2 separate regions of the Homo sapiens genome follow, and region 2 is linked to region 1. The links are chromatin loops, found by intact Hi-C in ENCODE. Cell type or tissue: A673. All regions are shown on one strand. Links, peaks and the distances in the headings refer to the core of each region. The heading gives the core; the rest is flanking DNA. Region 1 has its middle 70 kb from the start of GOLIM4. Region 2 has its middle 170 kb from the start of GOLIM4.

Evidence for each region. Peaks named below come from ENCODE experiments on the same cell type or tissue, not always from the same donor. Only the 100,000 strongest peaks of a DNase experiment are listed, where the experiment ranks them.
Region 2: a loop joins it to region 1, with 6 times the contacts of the local background. A loop is called at or near these places in 31 of 110 quality-filtered maps.

The regions. Positions count from the first base shown.
Region 1 is chr3:168,160,642-168,171,921 of GRCh38, reverse strand. No RefSeq gene overlaps it. Among named protein-coding and RNA genes, the nearest start is that of GOLIM4, 70 kb to the right of the region's middle. In A673, for the core only: a CTCF peak has its summit at 6,061 (motif pointing right); a DNase peak (open chromatin) is centred at 6,101.
Region 2 is chr3:167,921,902-167,933,181 of GRCh38, reverse strand. It overlaps the pseudogene LRRC77P. Among named protein-coding and RNA genes, the nearest start is that of GOLIM4, 170 kb to the left of the region's middle. In A673, for the core only: a CTCF peak has its summit at 4,993; a DNase peak (open chromatin) is centred at 4,971; H3K27me3 peaks cover 1,591 bases.

The sequences.
Region 1 (11,280 bases), core at 2,107-10,106:
ACAGGTCCTGAAGCCATTAAAAAACACAATAAGGGAAAACTACACACAACTTTACACTGATAAATTTTAAAATTTAGAAGAAATGGACCAATTTCTCAAAAGTTACTAGCTGCCAAACTTCAACCAAGATGAAATAGTTTGATTTGTACTATAACTAAAGAAATGAATTAGTAATTAAAAGGTTCACAAAGAGGCCGGGCGCAGTGGCTCATGCCTGTAATCCCAGCACTTTGGGAGGCTGAGGCAGGCAGATCACCTGAGGTCAGGAGTTCGAGATCGGCCTGACCAATATGGAGAAACCCTGTCTCTATTAAAAATACAAAATTAGCTGGGCATGGTGGTGCATGCCTCTAATCCCAGCTACTCGGGAGGCTAAGGCAGGAGAATTGCTTGAACCTGGAAGGTGGAAGTTGCGGTGAGCCGAGATAGCGCCATTGCACTCCAGCCTGGGCAACAAGAGCAAAACTCCGTCTCAAAAAAAAAAAAAAAAAAAAAAAGGTTCACAAAGAAAGAAATCTCCAGGCCCCCACATGGTTTCACTAGAGAATTCTATCAAACATTTCAAAAAGAATTATTGCTAATTTTACATAACCTCTTTCAAAAAACAAGAAAAGAGAGAACACTTCCCATATTATGGGAACAGCCTATATTATGAAGCCCATATTACCTTAATACTCAAACCAGAAAAAGTACAAAAAAGAAAACTACAGGCCAAAATTTGTTATAAACTTAGATGAAAAAGTCCTTACCTACCTATTAGCAAATCGAATAAAACAACATATAAAAAGAATTACTCACCATGACGAAATTAAATTGATTCCAGGTACTCAAGTTTACTTCTGTGTTTGAAAATCAATCAATGCAACTGATCATATCAACAGTATAAAGAAAAACATATATAGTCTTATTAATTGATTTAGAGAAGGCATTTGAGTTTGAAAAACTCTCATGCAGTTAGGGACAAAGGAGAATTAATTCAACTTCATTGAGAGCATCTACAAATAGTCCACAGCTAACATCTTACTTGATGAGACTGCTTGTAGAGAAGGCTAGGATGTTCACTCTTACCACTCTATTTCAACATTACTGGAAGTTCGAATCACTGAAATAAGTCAACAAGAAATAAAAGACATACAGATTGGAAAAGAAGAGATTAAACTGCCTCAATTTGCAGATGACATGATCATCTACATGACTGTCTGGAACTAATAAATGAGTTCAGCAAGGTCATAGAATGAAAGATAAACACAAAAATATCAATTACTTTTCTAACAATAAACATGTTAAAACCAAAATTAAAACCACAATGCCATTTATTATTGCTCCAAAAAATGTAATACTTAGAAATATTAATACAGTTTGGATAATTTACCCCCACCCAAGTCTTATGTTGAAATGTAATCCCCAGTGTTGGAGGTGGGACCTGGTGGAGGGTATTTGAATCATCGGGTTGAATCCCTCATGAATAGCTTGGGTCACTGCCTTTGTGAACTCACTCTGAGTTCACAGGAAATCTGGTTATTTAAGAGTGTGGCACCTCCCCTACCCCACCATGCTCTGGTTTTCCACATGTGATATGTGAGTTCCCACTTTGTCTTCTTCCATTAGTAAAAGCTTCCTGAGGCCTCACCAGAAGCCATGTTTCCCGTACAGCCTGCAGCACCATGAGCCAATTAAACCTCATTTGTCTACAAATTATCTAGTCTCAGGTATTTCTTTACAGCAATGCAAAAACAGCCTAATATGTATAGATATGTACTTAAAACATGCACATAGTCTATATACTAAAAAATTACAAAATACTGATGAAAGAAATCAAAGAATTAAATAAATAGAAGAACACTGTTTTCATGACTTTGACGATTCAATACAGTATAGTATAGAAGTCCCTTCTCAAATTTGTCTATAGATTTAATGAAATTTCTGTCAAAATCCTAGCACATTTACAGAAGGTAGTCCAGGTAGGACCATTCGGTCTCTACACTAAAAGCTTATAAAAGACTGATAAAAGCTTATTTTAAAATTTATATGAAAAGGCACAACCTTAGAATTGATAACACAATCTTGACAAAGAATAAAATAAGAAGAATCATACTATCAAATATTAAGGTATACCATATAACTATAGTACTCAATACAATGCAATATTGGTGGAGGAAAAGACACATAGATCAATAAAATGCTATATGAGAATCCAGAAATGTACCCATACATATATGATTAACTAACTGATTTTTGACAAAGGGGCAGAAGCAATTAAATCTTGAAAGCATAGCCTTTTCACCAAATAGTGCTTGAGCAACTGAACATCCATAGGGGAAAAAGTCAATCTCAAACAGTCTCACAGCTCATATAAAAACTAACTCACAATGGTGCATCGATTTAAATGTAAAACATAAAACTATAATTTAAAAATATATTACGTACGTTAATATAATAGAAACTATGTTTTACAAAATAAACAGAAGAAAATCTTTGGGATCTAGCACTAGCAAAGAGTTCTTAAACTTGACAACAAAGGAATGAATCCCAAAAGGAAAAATCCGTAAGTTGGACTTCAAGAAAATTTAAAATTTTTGCTCTGGAAAAAAACTATGTGAAGAGAATGAAAAGACAATCTACAACGCAAGAAAAAAGCATCTGCAAATCATATAGGCTAGAAAGGGCTAGTATCTCATATATGTGTGTGTGTGTATATATGTATATGTGTGTGTATATATATACATATATATACATATATATGTGTGTGTATATATAATACATATATATACATATATGTGTATGTGTGTATATATATATATATAACTCAATGGTAAACCACTAATCCAATTAGAAATGAACAAATGACATGATCAGACATTTACTAAAGACAATATACAGATGACAAATACAAACATGAAAAGATGTTCAACATCATTAGCCATCAGGAAACTAAACATTAAAACCACAAACCACAGTGCAATATCACTACACGTCTATGAGAATGGCTAAAATACAACATAGTGACAACACTAAATGCAGCAAGAATGCAGAGAAACCGTTATCACTCATGCATTGCGGGTGGGAATATAAAATGGTGCAACCATTCTGAAAGGTAATTTGGCTGTTTCTTATAAAACTAAACATATAATTACAGAAATTGCACTCTAGGGCATTTATTCCAGAGAAATAAAAACTTATGTTCATACAAAAACCTGTACAATATTTGTATGAATGTTCACAGCAGCTATATTCCTAACAGCCAAAAACTGGAAGCAACCCAGGTGTCCTTCAATGGGTGAATGGTTAAACGAACTGTGGTACATATATCACAGAATACTACTCATCAATAAAAGGGAAGGAACTGTAGTTAGATAATGTTTAGATAATTATGCTGAGTTCATCTCAAAAGACTACATATTATATAATTCTATCTATATGCCATTTTTAAATGACAAATTTTAAGTGGTTTTCATGTGTTAGGTGTCAGACAGAGGGAGTCAAATGTAGGTGGTTATAAAAGCGCAATACTAGGAATCCTAGTGGTGATGAAAGTGCTCTGTATCTTGACTCTGGTGGGGGATACCTGAGGCTACCTGAATCTCCACATGTATTATAATGTTATAGAACTAAATACACACACACACTAATGAGCACAAGTTTTTTTAAAGAGAAAAAAAGATGAGCTTTTAAAATTTTTGGAATAAATTCATCTTTTCATAAGTTTTTGTTGTTGTTGTTGTTGTTGTTGTTTCAGATGGAGTCTCGCTGTGTCGCCCAGGCTGGAGTGCAGTGGCACGATCTCAGCTCACTGCAACCTCCGCGTCCCGGGTTCAAGAGACTCTCCAGCCTCAGCCTCCCGAGTAGCTGGGCTTACAGGCGCGCGCCACCACACCCGGATAATTTCTTGTATTTTTAGTAGAGACAGAGTTTCGCTATGTTGGCCAGGCTAACTTTCAACGCCTAGCCTAGAGTGCTCCACCGGCCTTGGACTCCCAAAGTTCTGGGACTACAGACATGAGCCACCGCGCCCAGCCACCTTTTCATAGGTTTAAGAGAGAAGGTAATTGTGCAAAATATGGAAAAGCAAGTCACAGAATGTGAGAAAATATTTACAAAACTCAGAACATTGCTGAGCTCTTCCCCTTCCACTAATCAATCCTTCTTCTTTCCACCAACGATACTTCCTGGTCTTGTAAATTCCAAGATTCTCTGCTGTGCTGCACTCATTTGGTATTTAATGTACACTACTCGTTTGTGATCCATTCGTGCACATGTGTATGGCACATCTCCCCAGTGAGGCTGCACGCCTAATATGCCCCATAATGCCTACTAGAGTGAATTCATCTGTTTAATGTTCAAGGTAAAATCTGGTTATTCTAAACCAAGGAAATTTTTTCTTTTTTCCATATTTATTTATCTTCCCTCTATTTCTTTTTTTAAGATAGACAATTCTTTCAAAATTGTATATTTACAGAAGAACTGAGATAATCGTACAGATAGTTTTCATATCCCCACCACCCAGTTTCTTCTGTTATTAACAGCTTACATTAGTATGGTACACTTGTTACAATTGATGAACCAATATTGATACATTATTATTAACTAAGAGTCCATTGTTTTTTCAGAGTTCTTTATTTTTTACTTACCATCTTTCCCTGTACATGGGTCCTATGCAGTATATCACATTACATTTACCAGTTATGTCTTTTTAGTTTCTTCTTTGCTGTGACAATTTTTTAGACTTTCCCAATAAAACCTTTTTAGAAACTTTAAGATTTTTTTCTTGAGAATTATCTGGGATAGGTACTTTCTTAAACCTTTTATCTTTGCTGACGGTATCATAATTCTAATGAGGTTAAAAAATGAAGTAAGAAACTCACATGGCTCATCAGACTGTGTCTTTTCACCCTACATAGTCATTCTCTAAAATACCTAAGGGAAAGAAGCTGGTGAATAGAAATCTATTTCCAGACATACTTTTAAGGACACTGACTTAATCATTCCTCCCACTCTCCATTTCTACATTTAGGGTCACCACATTTGGTTGGGCAGATTGTTCACGGCACCAAGGCACTCAGCCAAAGGGTGGGATAAAATCCACACCACACTCTACTCCCCAAGCTATATACCCATGGATTGTCTCTCCTGTAGGAACTGCTTATGACTAATTTACACAGAGGTGCCATTTGAGCTGGGGAGGTTGGGGTTTCTAAATATAGATAATTCTACTGCCCATTTGTCTTTTAAATTTATAATTCTTCTCTGATGCTCAAGTTAATATCATTTTATCCCTTACCTGAACCATTGCAATTACCTTCTCATTGCAATGAATACATACAAAACACTTTAGCATAACATAAAACATCTTCAGCTATCTGTCCTCAGCTTACCTTATTGGCTTCATCTACCTTTGCTATCCAGCATACAGCCTATTATCTAGCTACATGGGGCTATCTGAACATAAGCTCTTTTGTGCCTGTAGAAAATGGGGCAAAAGAAGCCCAAAACAGATCTCGAGAATTCGAGGTCAGAGAACTGTGACCCAGTTCCTAGATGAAGCCAAGGGAAGCATCAAGACTCTAACATAAAAATGGATGTTCAGTGTGTCTAAGCAGATGGGGCAGTATACAGCCATACAAAAACAGCAGAATGTTTGAGAAGGTATTGGAAATATCTAAGAGAGAGGCAGACTCAAAAGAACCCTTTGCTTAGAAACAAGAGCTGATTCAGCAGTGACCTGTGGGGGCCAATGTTCAAAGAAGAAAAAAATCTCAGCTGAAGACAATAACGCAGAGGGCTAGATGAACCCTTCCTTCTGCAGATTCCTCACCACAACTAAACCCTGTAACTCAGACCTACCCAGGTCAGGGGGAAAAGAGGTACTAAAGTGACTGAGATTGAGTTTTTGCCACCAAATGAAATGGAGGTCTGAGTTCATAAACCCAACTACAAACAATTACTAAATATTTCCCAGTATTTATTAATGTGTCTGATACATAGGATGCTCTCAAAGAATGTTTATTGAAAGAATGAACAAAACTCCTAATAATTATTTTAGGCCATCTCCAAGTCCTAAAATCCTGTCGTTTCCCACTAGGTGGCGACCATTAGCTGGAGTTCTTTACTTCCTGTGTCGTTACAGGATGATTTTCCCCAGTGACCCATGGATTCTAGTTTGTAGTTGGCAGAGGTCTTTCAGACAATTTTATTGGAATCTTTTTGATTTCTTCATATGTGAAACTGGGATTTTTGTCTCTAATCTTTCCCAGGCTGCCTCTGTAACTGCTGGGGAAGAAAGACGGAAGAATTGCTGCAGTTCATTTAAATACCAGAGCAACCACAGTAAACACGTCCCTTTCCCTCTCTTAAAAATGTTCTTTGGACATAGCCTGTGCAGGATTTTTCTCCCCTCTGCAAACATTTCTCAGGTCTGTCTCTCCTCCATGTTCCCCACCCCTGTTTAACTATGAGAAGTATTACTCCTTTTTAATTTATTTTTAAAAATTTCTAATTGCCTGAACATAAGAAAACAACTAGAAAAACTTACTTAGAAAACAAGCTTCTCAAGATGTAATTTAAAAATTAGAACATTGTCATATACTCACCCTCTCAAAAACAAAATTTACAGAAAATCTCAGTTACTTGAAAGTGAATAGTGAAGGGACTAGAAAAATTAGTAAAAACTACTGTAAAGGAGGGAGTAAAAAAAAAGTTTAAACGTGTTTCATTCTGACCTGAGACCTGAGAAAACATGTAGAGGACACCACTGAATCACCTCAATGAGCTTTGTGGAATTTTGTTTTTTCTGGGGTTTCTAGTCCTCATTCTAGTGTACACACTCTGCTGAGGCATCATCTCGGGCAGTTTTTGTCACGCGCCAATCCCAATACTGGAAGGCTTTTTCCTGCTGATTTCCCAGCCTATCTCTTCAGGAGGCTCTGGCCTCACTCACTCCTCAGGTGTGGCTTTGTGGACCCAGTGACTTGCTATAAATTTCCATCTGGATGTCTCCCAGAAAACCCAGATTCAAGAGGTCCAAAGCCTGATTTCACCACCACCCCCTGTAGGTCCCTTATCTGAAACAATGATATCACCATCCACTCAGGACAGAAACCTGGGAATTCCCCCAAAATCTTCCTTTTTCCTCACCCCAAACCGAATCCATCACCCAGTCCTGTCATTTGTATCTCTTGTCTCTATCCTTTCTGCTGTATTCCTAATGCAGGTTGAGTATCACTTATTCAAAATGCTTGGGACTAGACGTGTTTAAAATTTGGGATTTTTTCAGATTTTGGAATGTTTGCATATACATGATGGAATACCTTGGGGATGGAATTCAAGTCTAAACATGAAATTCACCTGCATTTTGTATACACCTTATACACATAACCTGAAAGTAATTTCATACAATATTTTTATTAATTGTGGGGCTTTATGGAGAACCTGCCTTTGGCACATTGGGCCTTCACATGTGACATTTTATTACCCTCTGTGGACTTGTTGTGGGGGGTACTCAGGGCACGGTGGAAAGGATATATCACAGCTGTATGTGGTGCACCTGCATTTTGACCACAACCTGTTACATGAGATCAAGTGTAAAATGTTTCACTTGTGTCATATTGGCACTCAAAACATTTCAAATTTTGGAGCATTTCAGATTTTGGGTTTTCAGATTAGGGTTGTGCAACCTGTATCCCTCTCTTGGTTTAAGACCTAATCAGCTCTCACTTGAATTGCTTCAGGATCTTAACAAATTTAATCGCCTCACCACCCTCCAAGTCATCACCTCATGGTCCCCAGATTGGTCTTTCCAGAACACAAATGTGATCAGGCATCTAATTCCTCTGCTTAAAACTCTATTCTATCTCTAGAATAAAAGTCCACACTCTTCCAGAAAACCCCGAGTCAGCCCCTGAGTACTTCTCTATCATCCACCACTGCTACTGACCTGAACCCTGCATTCCACCCGTCAAAACTACTTACATCCACAAAGGGGCCCTACCCTTGTGTGTCCCTATGCCTTTATTAACGCTCATGTTGCACCCTTTCTCTGGAATATCCTTCTGTCTCCCTCTTCTCCCATATTTATCTAGAAATCTACAAAACTTCTGCTTATTTTTCAGGACCCAGATCATCCCCCAAATTAATCATTCCTTCCTCCTGGTATATTATATGTAAATCTACTATAATGGCATTATAGTTTAATGCCAGTACTGTTAGCTTTCTAACAGCAGGGACTACTCCTTATCTTTGCATTCTTTAGTGCCAGGCATTCTCCCTAGCCCTGGGACTCAGTGCTCAGAATATCTCAAACAATGAATGAATGAAGAGGCAGAATATTGATTATCAAAATTTACTGATTATTTAATGAGACAAGCACTGTGCTAAAAACTTTATAAACATTATTTCATTTAATTCTTTCAGCAGTCCAATGAGGTAAGTTCTATCATTATTCTATTTTGCAGATGATATGTTTTAAGAAGTTACCAAATATATGCAAAATCACTATATGCAAATTAGGGGCTGAGATTCGTCACCTAGTTTGCCTGACCAGAGTTCAATTTCTTAAACTCAAATATCTATACTGCTTCTTCAAAGACTGAACACAATGAAATACTGCTCTAACTTTCAAAAAAAATTGTTTTAAAGAACATCATGACTTCTACAAACTTACTGGTTGTGAGTTTGATGCTGATTCCAGGACGAAAAAGTAAGAGCGAACCTCAGACATGGTTTATGAGTACTTAGTAAGAGAAGTCAAGTACCACTGGGCATTACTAGGATGCAAAATGGTTTGTTTATCTAAGAACAGTTTCCTTCCCTTCTGAGAGGCAGGATGACTTGACTATAAAACCAGGGAAATAAAATAGCTGAGTACAGGTGTGTGATTCTCTAATATCCTTCTTAGCCCTGCCCAACTGTGTATTAGTCATGCCATTTTGGGTGTTGACCCCAGCTTCAGAGCTGAGGTCTAAATCAGTGTTTCTCCAAGCACAAGTATGTAGGACTACCATCTGTACTGCTTGATAACAATTGATTTCCAATCTTCATGCCCAGAGAGTCTGAATCCATAGATCTGGAGGTCCGGGAATCTGCCCCCAGTTGCCTCTGATACAGACAGACTAGAAACATGTGTCCAAACCAATCGCAAGTACCCATCCCTTTGCCAGGAATCTTGGTTTAAGCCAACTAGTTCAGGTGTTTTCCTGGTAATGATTACTGGTCTAGGTATAGTTGCTTGGGTGACCAACCATCTGGGTTTGCCCAGGACTTTCTTGGTTTTAGTGCTGAACGTCCCACATCCCAAGAAATCTCTCACTCCTAAGCAAATCAGGATGGTCCACTCTAGGAGGATGTCCTAATAAGGTTGAAAGAATAGTCTTTCATTTACACTTTCTCTCATTGTCACCCTCCCTCTGGACAAAAACAAGAAACCATGTTATCCTCCCTGCTATTGGCAGCCATCTTACAACCACAAAGGAAGTTGACCTGAGGACAACACATGGGAAAAGGCAGAGCCAAATTACAAACAGCAAAACAGAGTCATGGCTGTGGTTGTATCATACTTGGAGCCCTTCCTACCTCTATGCACTCATAAATGTCCTTATTGTTTACTCCAGGTTGATTTAGCATTCCATCCTTGCAAGCAAAACTATCCTAACTAATGCACTTTGGCAAATCAGGATGTTAAAAAGAAATAGGACAAAGTCTCTTAAACAAAATGAAGATGTGGGCTCAAAAACAGAACGGTAGAGTGAATATGTCACTTTTGATTGTGGATAAAGAATTTCTCTGGGTTCTGTATTACCGAAGGTTATGTGGAAAATTATGTTGAGAACCTGAATCAGTATATAAAATATTCTGTGAAAGCTGACACAATGGCCTAAATCTAGCAAGATGAAATTTAAGAGCCCTACTTTTAGACTCCAAACAGTAATTAATTTCACAAGTTCAAGATAGTGGGAACATGGCTTAAGAACAGCAAGTGTGAAAGATTTAGGGATTTTGTTTGACTGTAAGCGCAATATAAGCCAACAGTGTGATGCAGTTGCCAAAAATGCTAATGCGATTTTAGGCTGCCTTACTAGAAGTGTAACAAAGATTTCCCCCAGGCCACACCAGCCGCAATAACCTTTAAAAACAGGGGCTTTCTGCTTCTTAAACCACACGTATTCTCCCATTCAATGCATGGGACTTCTAGTTACCCTCCCTGCACCACCTCTTTCTGGGGAATTCTTTCTTTTTTTTTTGAGACGGAGTCTCGCTCTCTTGCTCAGGCTGGAGTGCAGTGGCACGATCTTGGCTCACTGCAACCTCTGCCTCCCAGGTTCAAGCGATTCTCCTGCCTCAGCCTCTTGAGTAGCTGGGACTACAGGCACATGCCACCACACTCAGCTAATTTTTGTATTTTTAGTAGAGACGGGGTTTCACTATATTTACCAGGCTGGTCTCAAACTCCTGACCTTGTGATCCACCTGCCTTGGCCTCCCAAAGAGCTGGGATTACAGGCGTGAGCCACTGAGCCCGGCCTGGGAATTCTTTAAGGTTCTCTTACTGTGAACTTGTCCCTCTACTTTCTTTTGGAAATGACTCAACACAGAATTAATTTAGCTGCCTGCTTTCTGCATTCTGAAGTACAAGCTGCTAAACACTGAGGAAAAGCTGATAAATAATAGCACTGCAAGCTCATTTTCACCATTCTCAGCTAGGCTCTCCAAACTCTCCAGTAATCTCCCATTTGCTTTGGGAGACAGAAGGATCACTTGAGGCCAGGAGTTTGAGACCAGCCTGGGCAATATAGCAACACCCCATCTCTATGAAAAAAAATAAAAATCCAGGTATGGTGACCCGTGCCTACAGTCCTAACTACTTGGGAAGCTGAGATGGGAGGATCACTTGAGCCTAGGAATTTGAGGTTATAGTGAGGTGTAATTTTGCCACTGCACTCCAACCTGGACAACAGAGCAATGCCCTGTCTCTCAAAATAATAATAATAATCTTTCATTGTCCCAAGACAGGACTCTGTACCCTTCTCTAATAAACTTTACTCCTCTCCCCAAGATGTAGAAACCTGGCCTCTTTCTTTTAGAAAATATAATGTGAATTAACATAGCCCTTGCCCTCATCTGCTCCCTTGGGACCTCAGTCCCATGATTTTCTGGACACCTGCATGGATTATCTACTTCAAACTGAGAGACACTGAGACATGTGGAGGCCAATAAGCATCTTCAACTGGGCATCCTCTGAGTTCCTCCATGTTTTCCATGAATCCCTTTGGTCCCAAGGCTTCTGTCATTT
Region 2 (11,280 bases), core at 1,861-9,860, 240 kb after region 1:
TAAGTTTAGTATGGGAAAAAATTCTGACAGTATAGTTTTAATGGCAGGAAAATAATCTGGAGTAGCTACCTAGATCAAGGAGCTTGTCCCAACATGTAGATTAACTCACTGTTTCCAACATTGATAAAGTCTTGCCTTTAGGAAAATAAGGGGATAAAAAGTAAGCTAAACTGAATAGCAAGATAAGTAGTAAAAATTATGAATTATATAAAGGCAAATACTATAAATTTAGGAATATTTCCCTTTTATATAATAAAGAAACTGGTTGTAAACAACAACTAGGTATGCTGACATAGACGGTTATCAAGAGGAAAAACTCTATCAAGAACAAACTCTTCATATTTCTACAATATGCTTTTTTTTCTTTTTTTTCTGAGACAAGGCCTCTCTTTGTCACCCAGGCTGGAGTGCAGTGGTGTGATCATGGCTTATTGCAACCTCAAGCTCCCAGGCAGAAGCCATCCTCCTGCTTCAGCCCCACAAGTAGCTGGGACTACAGGTGCATGCAACCATGCCTGGCTAATTTTTTTTTTTTTTTTGTATTTTTTGTAGAGACAGGGTTTCTTCATGCTGCCCAGGCTGGTCTCGAACACCTGGGCTCAAGCAGTCCTCCTGTCTCAGCCTCCCAAAGTGCTGTTGTGAGCCACCAGGCCCAGCCTCTACAATATTGGAGCAGTTTGTTATGAACTTTTTAAAGATCTTCCACAAGATGCTTGACTTGTTTATTTTTCTTATATCGGTGGCGTTTTTAATGATCTTTAATTTTTTTCATGCAAGAAAAGAATGTAACACATTTCCCAATGGAAGATAAGAAGAAGGGATAAAATGAAAGTCAGAAGCTTGGAAGAACAGTTTGTATTGACTGTTATTGCATGTCTCACAATTGAGCAGTTATGTATGAAGCAGGTGATCTTGATGAAGCACATCAGCTAGATGAAATTCCCATAGGATATTTTTGGAGAGAGAAAGTGAGGCATGGGGTGAGTTTGCTTTAGAATATGGATATGCATCTATTACATAGGCAATTACTACCATTCTTTTGTTCTTCCTTACTTGGCTCCCCTGTTTAATTTCTCAAAAGATTAAAGATAGCATGAATAAAGCATATGTAATGAGTATTAATTATTTTGCTCTACTAAAAGCATTCCTTTTTTGGCATTCTTCTTTTTTGATAAATCCAATTTTCTTTTCCTTTTCTTTTTTTTTTTTTTTTTTTTGAGATGGAGTCTCACTCTGTTACCCAGGCTGGAGTGCAGTGGCGCAATATCGTCTCACTGCAACCTCTGCCTCCCAGGTTCAAGCAATTCTCCTGCCTCGGCCTCCCAAGTGGCTGAGATTACAGGTGCCCGCCACCATGCCTGGCTAATTTTTTTGTATTTTTAGTAGAGATGGGGTTTCACCATGTTGGCCAAGCTGGTCTCAAACTCCTGACCTCAGGTGATCCATCTGCCTCGGCCTCCCAAAGTGCTGGGATTATGGGCATGAGCCACCACGTCCAGCCTGTAAACACATTCTGCCATATGTGCCTAGAATCCCTGATGATCATGATGGTGATGATAATGATGATGGTGATGTTTATGTTACTGGTGTAGATCACTCTAATTTAAAAATCTACAATATGTGTCTCTTTTGTCCTCTTCTTGGAACAGCAAACTTTACATTCAAGGGCACCATTTGACTCTGTCACTGGAAGTGAGGCATTTAATCTTTTGAGATATCTTGGTATAATGCCACAAAAGCTTTTAAAATGGCATTTTTGTGGAGAAAGATGCTCTGGCTCATCAACAACTACAGTTATGTACAAATTATTGTCCCAAATTACTCCTTTTTACTTTTCTTGTTCTCCAATCTGAGACCTGCAGGAAAAAAAAAAACTGATTCATTTACTCATTTAGCAAACCTGTACAAACCTTTGAAGGATTATACTGTCAATAAATGTGGTTCTCTCTAGTCCTTACTTTTTGGAACAAAGAAGAAATAGTCGCCTGCTCTCTTGATCAGTTCAGATATATGGGGTCAGATCCTAGCTTAATAATATGTACCAGACATGTCAGAAATACTGATATTTAGTGAATCTGAAACAAGTAATAGTTGTAAATTTTTGTTGAGTTCTGTAGGTTAGAGAATGGCAAGGTCTATCTCCACATTTTATCTTGAGTCAGCACCACACACAGTTGTCTCTTTCTCTCCTGCCTCCCCCTAGTAGCCCTAGTATGTAATGCATCTCTCCAGGTATTTGCACTTTTGTAGGCTTAAAAGACTTTTACTATTGAGATGATTCAAGTAGGAAATGGCAGTGTCAGGGCTTTATATATCTGGGATGACATTGATGACTTTGTCTAAGGCCTCAGGTACAGTGAAAGAGACTATTTTGGGCAACACTCTTGCCTTACCAGCAGCATGTGACCAGCTACCTACTGGGTCTATTGTATCCACCCTGACTGATCAAAATGTAGTTGGGGCTTCTGGAGAATGACTTTAATAGGGTCACGGTAGAGTCATACTGAAAGTTGTGAAAACTAGAAGTGTGTAGCTAGATCTCTGGTTTTGTAGTTGTAAGACCTGAGATTGAGCTAGCTCCAACACTTACTAGCTGGATGATATCAGGGAAGTCACTCTAACCTCTCTGAGTCTGTTTCCTGAACCATATAAGGGAAATAATATCACTTCATGGACACATTTTGATGATTACATGCAATAATACAAGAAGAAATTTTTACACAGTGTATTCAAATACCTAACTGCACATTAATAGGTCCTCTACATTATACTCACATGTTTATCTTGCAGTTTATTCCTAAGCCTGCTGGATTAATTAGTAGCTCTCAATAGGAAATGGCCTTATTTGAACTTACTTATGATTTTCTAGACCTTTCCTGACATTTCTAAAATTTTCTTGAATCTCTTTGTCATGTTCTCCAAGGAGACTCATTTCACATTTAATTTGAATGCTTTCCAGTGCATCTGCCTTTTCTCTGCTCAGGAGTCTGCTCTTGCAGTGAGCTGGTTGCTTATGTACACAGCTTCAGGCTGCCCAGGCTCAGGCTTCACTCACACCTTTCAACATGGCCCTGATCCGCCTGAGGAATCTGCTCTCTTCCCGTCTCCCTGACCTGTCTCTGGGTCTAATTTACTTTCTTCTCGCCAGCTGGTTAGAAAATACTATATACATTCTTCTTTCAGGAAAGAGGGACAGAGTCTCCTACTGGAGGAGTTTAGGTCTCTCCTGAGCAAGTTTTCACAGACTTACTACACAATCCTCTCCAGCTGTCCAGACATGCCCCTCACACACCAGCGGTTTTACCCCCACTTCCACCTACTGAAGTTTTATATTCAGACTATATTGCTGAACCTGATCTATTGTACCAGGCTTTTTTTCTCAAGTATGTGGATTGTTCTCTCAGGGTACCCACTGGGACTCTCGCTAGTCTATTGTTTCTTGTCACTCCATACACACTAGATTCAGATTGTCTTCTTTGAGTCTCCTGGACTGTGTGTAAATCAGAGATTGTGCCTAGGCACTGGTGAATATGCCAATAAACTGCTTATACCAAAGTACCACAACCTTTCTTAAGCCCTCTCATTCACTATAAATAATTTGGGTAAGAATAACTAAATTGCTTTTAAAACAAGTGTCTTTACTTAAGTCCTCCCATTCACTATAAATAATTTGGGTAAGAATAACTGAATTGCTTTAAAAACAAGTGTTACATATAACTAGATAAGCAGCATCAGAACATGTAACTCCTCAAAAAAAAAAAACCTCTTTTTCATATTAATACCCGTCCTGATGGATTGGCCGCTTATCATTATAAAATATCATTATTTATTTCTAGTAACAATTTGTCATTAAATTTGTCTATTTTTCATATACTCAGTATAGTCATTCCAGCTCTTTTTTGGTCATTGCCTGCATATCACATCTTTTTCTATGGTTTTACAGACATACCTCAGAGATATTGCAGGCTGGGTTCCAGAACACTACAATAAAGTGAATATCGCTGTAAAACGAATCACATGAATTTTTTGTTTCCCAGTGCATGTAAGTTATGTTTACACCATACTGTAGTCTATTAAGTATGCAGTAGCATTATGTCTAAAAAATGCATACTTTAATTTAAAAATACTTTATTGCTAAAAAATGCTAACAATTATCTGAGCCTCAGTGAGTCATAATGTTTTTGCTGGTGAAAGATCTTGTCTTCATATAAATCTTTTTAGATATGTACCATATCTTAAATAGAATGAAAGTAAAACATTGTTTTTAAATACTAGCTAAATACCATTGCCTGCTTGAGCCTATTAGTCTGAAATTTTACTCTCTCTTAAAATATATTAGTTTTAACAATGTAATGAAGATATCTCAACACTAAAGACTATTCTTGACTCACCAAAAGAAATCAATTAAAAAGGAGAAAGTTCTACCCACTTAATTCAGTGTTATCTAATGCGCTACTCGAAATTCCCTGTACACAGTCCACGTTTTTCAAAATGCTCTACCAGTGAGAGCTGGCCAATTTTTCTACTCTTTTTAGAGACACATATTTTCAACATAGAAAATACTTGGGGCTCATCTCATTGAGCATAGCCAAGCAGCTAAGGATGTGGAACTACATATGGTGGTGGTTCTAAATTGGTGCCTAAACAGTCCAACAGTGTGAAACAGGGAACAACCATCACATTAAAAGGAGCACTGAGTTCTTTTAGTCACCATATATTTCTTTAGAGCAAAGTAGAAATCTTATTTGTATGTCTAGACTAATTCTTTTTTTGACATTCGAATCAGTCACTGAACAAAGTCACTCTTTTAGTTGTCACAATGGTTGATTTACAGAATGTTAGTGTTACAAAGTTTATTGGAAGACATTGAAATTGAACTTTACATTTTCTATATGAGAAAACTGAATACAGATAGGTGAAATCAATCCCTTGGGCTCTCCCTGCTACTTCATGGCAAAACCAGGCTCTAGAGCCCCGCCTAGTGGCTTTTCCTCTACACCAGTGGTTCCCCCACTGGGTTGTGCATCAGAATCACCTGAAGAGGCCAGGCCCAGTGGCTTGCATCTGTAATCCCAGCACTTTGGGAGGCTGAGGCGGGCAGATCATGAGGTCAGGAGTTCGAGACCAACCTGGCCAATATGGTGAAACCCCCATCTCTACTAAAAATACAAAAATTAGCCAGGCATGATGGGACATGCCTGTAGTCCCAGCTACTTGGGAGGCCGAGGCAGAAGAATCACTTGAACCCAGGAGGTGGAGGTTGCAGTCAGCCGAGATTGTGCCACTGCACTCCAGCTTGGGCAACAGAGTGAGACTCCATTTCAAAAAAAAAAAAAAAAATCACCTGAAGGGTCTAGCAAAAAAAAAAAATAGTGACACTTGAGCCTCATTCTAGACGAATTAAATCAGAATCTCTGGGGTGTGGGTATAGGGCATTGTACTTTTAAAAGCTCCTCAGATGATTCTAATATGAAGCCAGGGCTGAGTCGCATTTTATGCCACTCTCTTGCAGAGTAAAAATATTTACAAATATTAGCTGATGGATTCAGTTTTTTTGCCTTTGCTCTCTAAGTATTGATGCTGAAGCATCTATTGCCTTAGGGTGTGATAGAGAGAAAGCCAAGGGCAAAAAAGTCATTGTTCACCTTTGATTTTCAAAATAGACTTTAAAAAGTGTTTAGCAAAAAGAATTTGAAAGCTAGACTTTCAATGGCAAGGGCAAGGCTCTTGAGAGAGAAAAGGCTTTTCTAAATTCCAAAATCTTTCTTTCTAGTATCAAAAGTCAGAAGCTGTTGGACTCAGACGTGGAGTACAAGTGAACCACATAAGAGGAAAATATCGGGCTACGTTGAAAGAGGCATCTCCAAGTACACAGAAATGAGGGTAAAACATTAATGATGACTACTCTTTTAGAGAAAACTGGAAGCAAACAAAAGATGCGTGTCTTAGGCTGGCTACCTGATGTAGAGAAACAGAAACAATAGGAAAGAGAGAGGAGAGAGAGAGAGAGAGAGACAGAGAGAGAAAAATTTTTAAGGAATTGACTCAAGTGATCATGGAGGCTTGCAAATTCAAAATCTACAGGGTCAGTTTATAGGCTGGAGACCCAGGGCAGAGCCAATGTTGCAGTTCCAGTCCAAAGGCCAACTTCTAGAAAGATTTATTCATGTAGGAGGAAGAGGGTGCCGGGGGAGTCTTATTCCATTCAGGTCTTTAACTGATTGGATGAGGCTTACCTACATTACATAGAGCAATCTGTTTTACTCAAAGTTCACCGATTTAAATGTAACCCTCATCCAAAAAATATCCTCACAGAAACTTTCAGAATAATGTTTGATCAAATTTCTGGGTACAGTTACCCTACCAAGTTGATACATAAAATTAACCATCACACCTAGCATATGCCCAGTTGTGCTTCTGTTACCTGTGACAAATCCATACGGGTCTGCAGCAACCTCAATTCTTGCCTCCTCAGAAGAAAGAATTGAACTGAGGGGCATGAGGCAGAAGAAGAGATGGAGGCCAGTTTTACAGCAGGCGTGGAAGTTTATTAAAAAGCTTTAGAGCAAGAATGAAAAGAAAGTAAAGTACTCCAAGTAGGCATTTTGGAAGTCAAGTGTGGAATTTAACCTTTTGACTTGGAGTTTTATATGCCGGCATACTTCTAGTGTCTTGCATCCCATTTCCTTTGATTCTTCTCTTAGGGTAATCTGCCTGCATGCATGGTGGCCTGCTAGTACTTGAGAGGTGAGCATGAGCAGTGTGTTTACTGGAGTTATACACATACTCGTCTGAGGTGTTCTTCCCTCTTCCAGTGAAATGTCCCCAGAAGGTCATATACCAGTTAAACCCCACCATTTTGCCTCTTAATACACATGCTCAAGCCCACTCACACAATTCCTGAAATCTTATTGGGAAGCTGCCCATCACCAGTTACAGGCATTTTTGTCTATTGGGAAACTGCCTTGCCCTGGCTCTGGCTACAACCAATTATTATTTTAGAGAGGTAGTGTGACAATCACCTGACACCTCACCATCACCTGATGGTTGCCTGACATTCCTGGTGGAGTAGGGGGAGGCGTCTCCTGCCCCACTCATACCTGGGTAGCTACGTACTGTAACACTTCTGCCAAACCTATCTCTTACTCTCTCCTTTCTGTTGTGCCCCAGCCAAAATTCAAGGAGGAAGAATATCTGCTCGTAGATGGATTTTAGGGTCAAAATGTAAAATGATTTATAGGAGACAACTTTATATACCAGAGGGACAACATGAGGATCCACACACCCTAAAGCTTTATTTATTGTTAGAATTTTTTTTAAGTGGGAAGAGAAGCTACATATAGAATAGCACAGGATCGAAAAAGGTTACCCCAGCGTCTTGAATATTGTAGCTGCTAAATAAATGTTAGTTCCCGTGGAAAAAATATTTATCTATCAAAATATAGATATCTGTAAAAAATGAAGTTTCTGATTCATATCTAATGGTTCGCCTGCTGTTATAGCTTTTAAATCAGAGCTAGATTATGTAATGCCTTTTGTGTAGTTGGAAGAGCTTGGGAGAGTTAAGTATGGGGAAAAGCATGGGCAGAGATGAGCAGATACTATCCGTCAAAGTTTTGAGTACTAGAACAATAACGCATAATAAAATAAATTTTCTCTGTACAAATTTATGTTCTTTCACCTGTGAGTTATTTTCTGTGTTTACGCATGGTAATTTACTGAGAAAAAATGACATCAAGACTTCTTAAAATGTGTTATGGATGGATAATGATTTTAAAAGCAGAGAAAATATATGTAATCATTGAACGGGTGTCTGCTTGCAAAAAGAAGTAAATAAACATTTAAAAACAATTCATCAGAATGAGTTTTACTTCTAAAATATGGTGGACAATATACTCTGTGGATACTTAGTACAAATTCATTTGAAAGGCATCTTAGGTCTTTTACTCAGTGATCAACTGCTGTGTCTTTATTTTTATTTTAGAAAGCCAAAAAGAGAGAGACTATAATTACTCCGAATAATACAGACCAATATTCAGCTATTCATTGCATTTTATAGCTCTGTGTGACAATAAATATATGTTTATATTAGTTCCTTATTTTAATCCTTCATTTGGGCAACAAGGGATTGCTATATTATTAGCTTTTTGTGTAATGTGATCTGCATAGGGAACATCTTTTACCTATCTAAGACCATACTGGCAATAGATTGAGAATCCAGATGACTGGAATCTATGAGACTTATTCAAGATATTGCTTTGATGGTTTATAGTGGGTTTTGACTTAGGTCAAATAAGATACAATGTTCAATTTGAAACTATCAGCATATTTGTATTTCATATGTAACCACATACTCTAATATTGAGAGTAACTTGAGATTAGCATGATGTTTTAGCCACAGGACTCTGGAATACCAAAATCCTTCTCTAGAAAAATACCTCTCACAATTTTCTGGAAAGAGATAAGTGATGATGACAATGACCAGCTAAACAAAATAACACTTTATTAAAAATTGAGTCTTTGCTACTCCAAAAGCCACTGACAAAGTCTGGTAAATTGTGCTGGGATTCAACAGAACTCATGCCTAAGTGATATACAAGAGTGACCATCATCCTGTTGAGCTGACATTTAGAAAGAATCACTCCTATAGAACAAAAGCTGTATCTGCTAGCTCTGAAAGACATGGAGGCAAGGAAGCAGAAAAGAGTTTTTGCTCCATTTGCCCAGCACTGAGTTAGCCTAGACCACTTGCTGTAGACCTTCAAAGATCAAGGCAAGGTCTCCTGCTGTGCAGGAGGGTGGAAGAAAAAAAAAAGTGTGTGTGTGTGTGTGTGTGTGTGTGTGTGTGTGTGTGAAAGAGAGAGAGAGAGTCAGAGATAGACAGAAAGCTGGTACCCTTACCACTTTTCAAGTGTGGAAGAAGGAAAACTGGGGAAAGCAAAATCAAAGCCCTCTTGAAAACTCCAGCTGTAGAAAACTCAGCATGTCAGCAATCAGTGGCCAAGCAGTTCAGCTCTAGCTCCTTAGATGGAAGGAGAAGGAGAGGAAGGATAGAACTGCTGACTAGTGAACTGATTTGGTCATGGGAAGTGGGTAGAAAAGAAGCCCAGAACAACCTCAGGGCTAACATCTGTCCCATAGATAAGTTCATGATTCCATGAGATTTTTGGTTTTCACAAAGTATTTTTTCAGCCATATAATGTTTATTTCTTTAGACTCATGACATACATTTTTTTAAAGTTTTCCAGCTCCAGAAATATAATTTCAAGGAGTATACATCCAAAGTTCACTCACCTACTCAATACTTATTGAGAATAACCCTGAGGTTTTTGAGGGGTATAAAGAAGAACTAAGGTGAATCTGCCCTTGAAGAAACTTGCATTTTAGTAGTCATTGTCAAAAATAACTAGCATACAAACTATTAAGTAAAAATTGCCATAAAATATATATAGCTCAAGGACACTGAGAGCTTAGAGAAAAATGAAGATTTTTTAAGCAACAAATTTCAGTATGATTTGTATAAACTCGTATAATCAGTTTTGAAATGACCATTTAGAAATTATAAACAGAATGCATATAATACTTCTTTTGAAGAGACAAAAAAGCAGAAAGCAAATATACACCTGAATGATTCAAATATTGATGCATGTGGTCCAAAGCTCTAAAACTAATTAGATATTTGGTTTCATGATTGCAATTAGCCTTTAAAAAAATAGGCATCTATTAACATAGTTTGGCATTATAATGACAAACAATTAGTGATAATTGTTCTATTCTGGAAAGAAATAATAAATGGAAGTAGTTGGCTTCTAAATAAATTAAAAAGTAAGCTTGCTAACCTAATTTTTAAAATGTGGTATGGGGAATTTATTTTAGGAATCTTCCACTTTGGATGTACAAAGAACTTGAAGAAAATAAAATTCTTTTTCTTGCTTTGGTTATTTCTCATTAGCTTTCCCTTACCTTTCCTCCACCCTCCTAACCCCACAGACTCTTACGTTACCCATTTACATTTCCACTTGAATATTAGAGAAAATATCAGAGTATTTTCAAGAGGCTGGAAGCTGAGAAAAATTCCTTATAAGATGGAATTAATTATAATCACTTGAGAGATTTGAATAATTAGTTGAAAGTTACAGAGGGCAGATATCAGCTCAATATAAGGAAGAACTCCCTGAAGATTAGGAAGAATTAAAAACCATTTTCTTAGATGTTTCCAATACCTCAGTTTATTCAAAGGCGAATTGGAAAGTCCTTTACTGGATATTGTAGAGCTGATTGATGTAAGCATTCACTGGGACTAGTGAGGAGCTAGGCTTGTTGATATGTAAGTTTTCTTTATGAACTGAAAGGCTTTCTGTCACTGAAATTATTTTCTAACAAAGGAGTTATTCACATTATGTTTCTGTCTCAGAAAATTGAGTCCCCTACACAATTTATTCCCTGAAATTGTTTTGAACTGACCCATCCAGATAATCCTGCACCTGGTAGACATGGGACATTCAGGGGAAGAATGAACTTGGGACACAAAATTAGATATGAGATACTAAGTTGCACATGCTCATTCTTTTTATACCTATTACCTCCAGTGTATTGGAGAATAATTAAATATTTCAGAAGGGTGGATGTAACTATAAGTTTTAGGATGAGAGCTTGGTGTCATTCAGTTGAGTTAAATAGAATGTGGTCCGATGTCAGCCATCTTTGGCACTTATGCACAAAATTTCCACAAATATAGTTTGATTGTTGATAAAAATCCCTGAATTCTCCAACGCTGTACATCTTCTGGTATGCTAAAACCAAGGAGAGAGTGGCTCAGATCTCTGTGCATTATAGAAGATGCAAGAAAGTACTACAAAGGTCAAGTGAGCAGATATACTAGAAACTACAGCAATGCAATTATTGGATATGTCATTATGGGTCACCACTGATGACTGGTAGAACTACCGCCACTACAGTGAGTAGACAGATGCAACTTTGGGGTTTGATGTTATTTAGTTTATAGGTCTTCTAATCAGTCCCACTCTGGCATAGACAGATATTACCAACTTCGGCCAAACTGCTCATAGAACCTGTACAGGACATCAGATTGCAACATCAACACATATCTTCAGATTAGCATGATCTACATCTTGAGACACTTACCAGTGAGCCTAGCCTTCCTCATAGCTAAGCAACCCAGCACTTGTTATCCTTGTATAAAACCCATGATTTTCTTGTCAGTTAGCATGTTTTTGCCTGCAAGAAACAGATAACCCAACATAAAGTAGCTTAAACAAT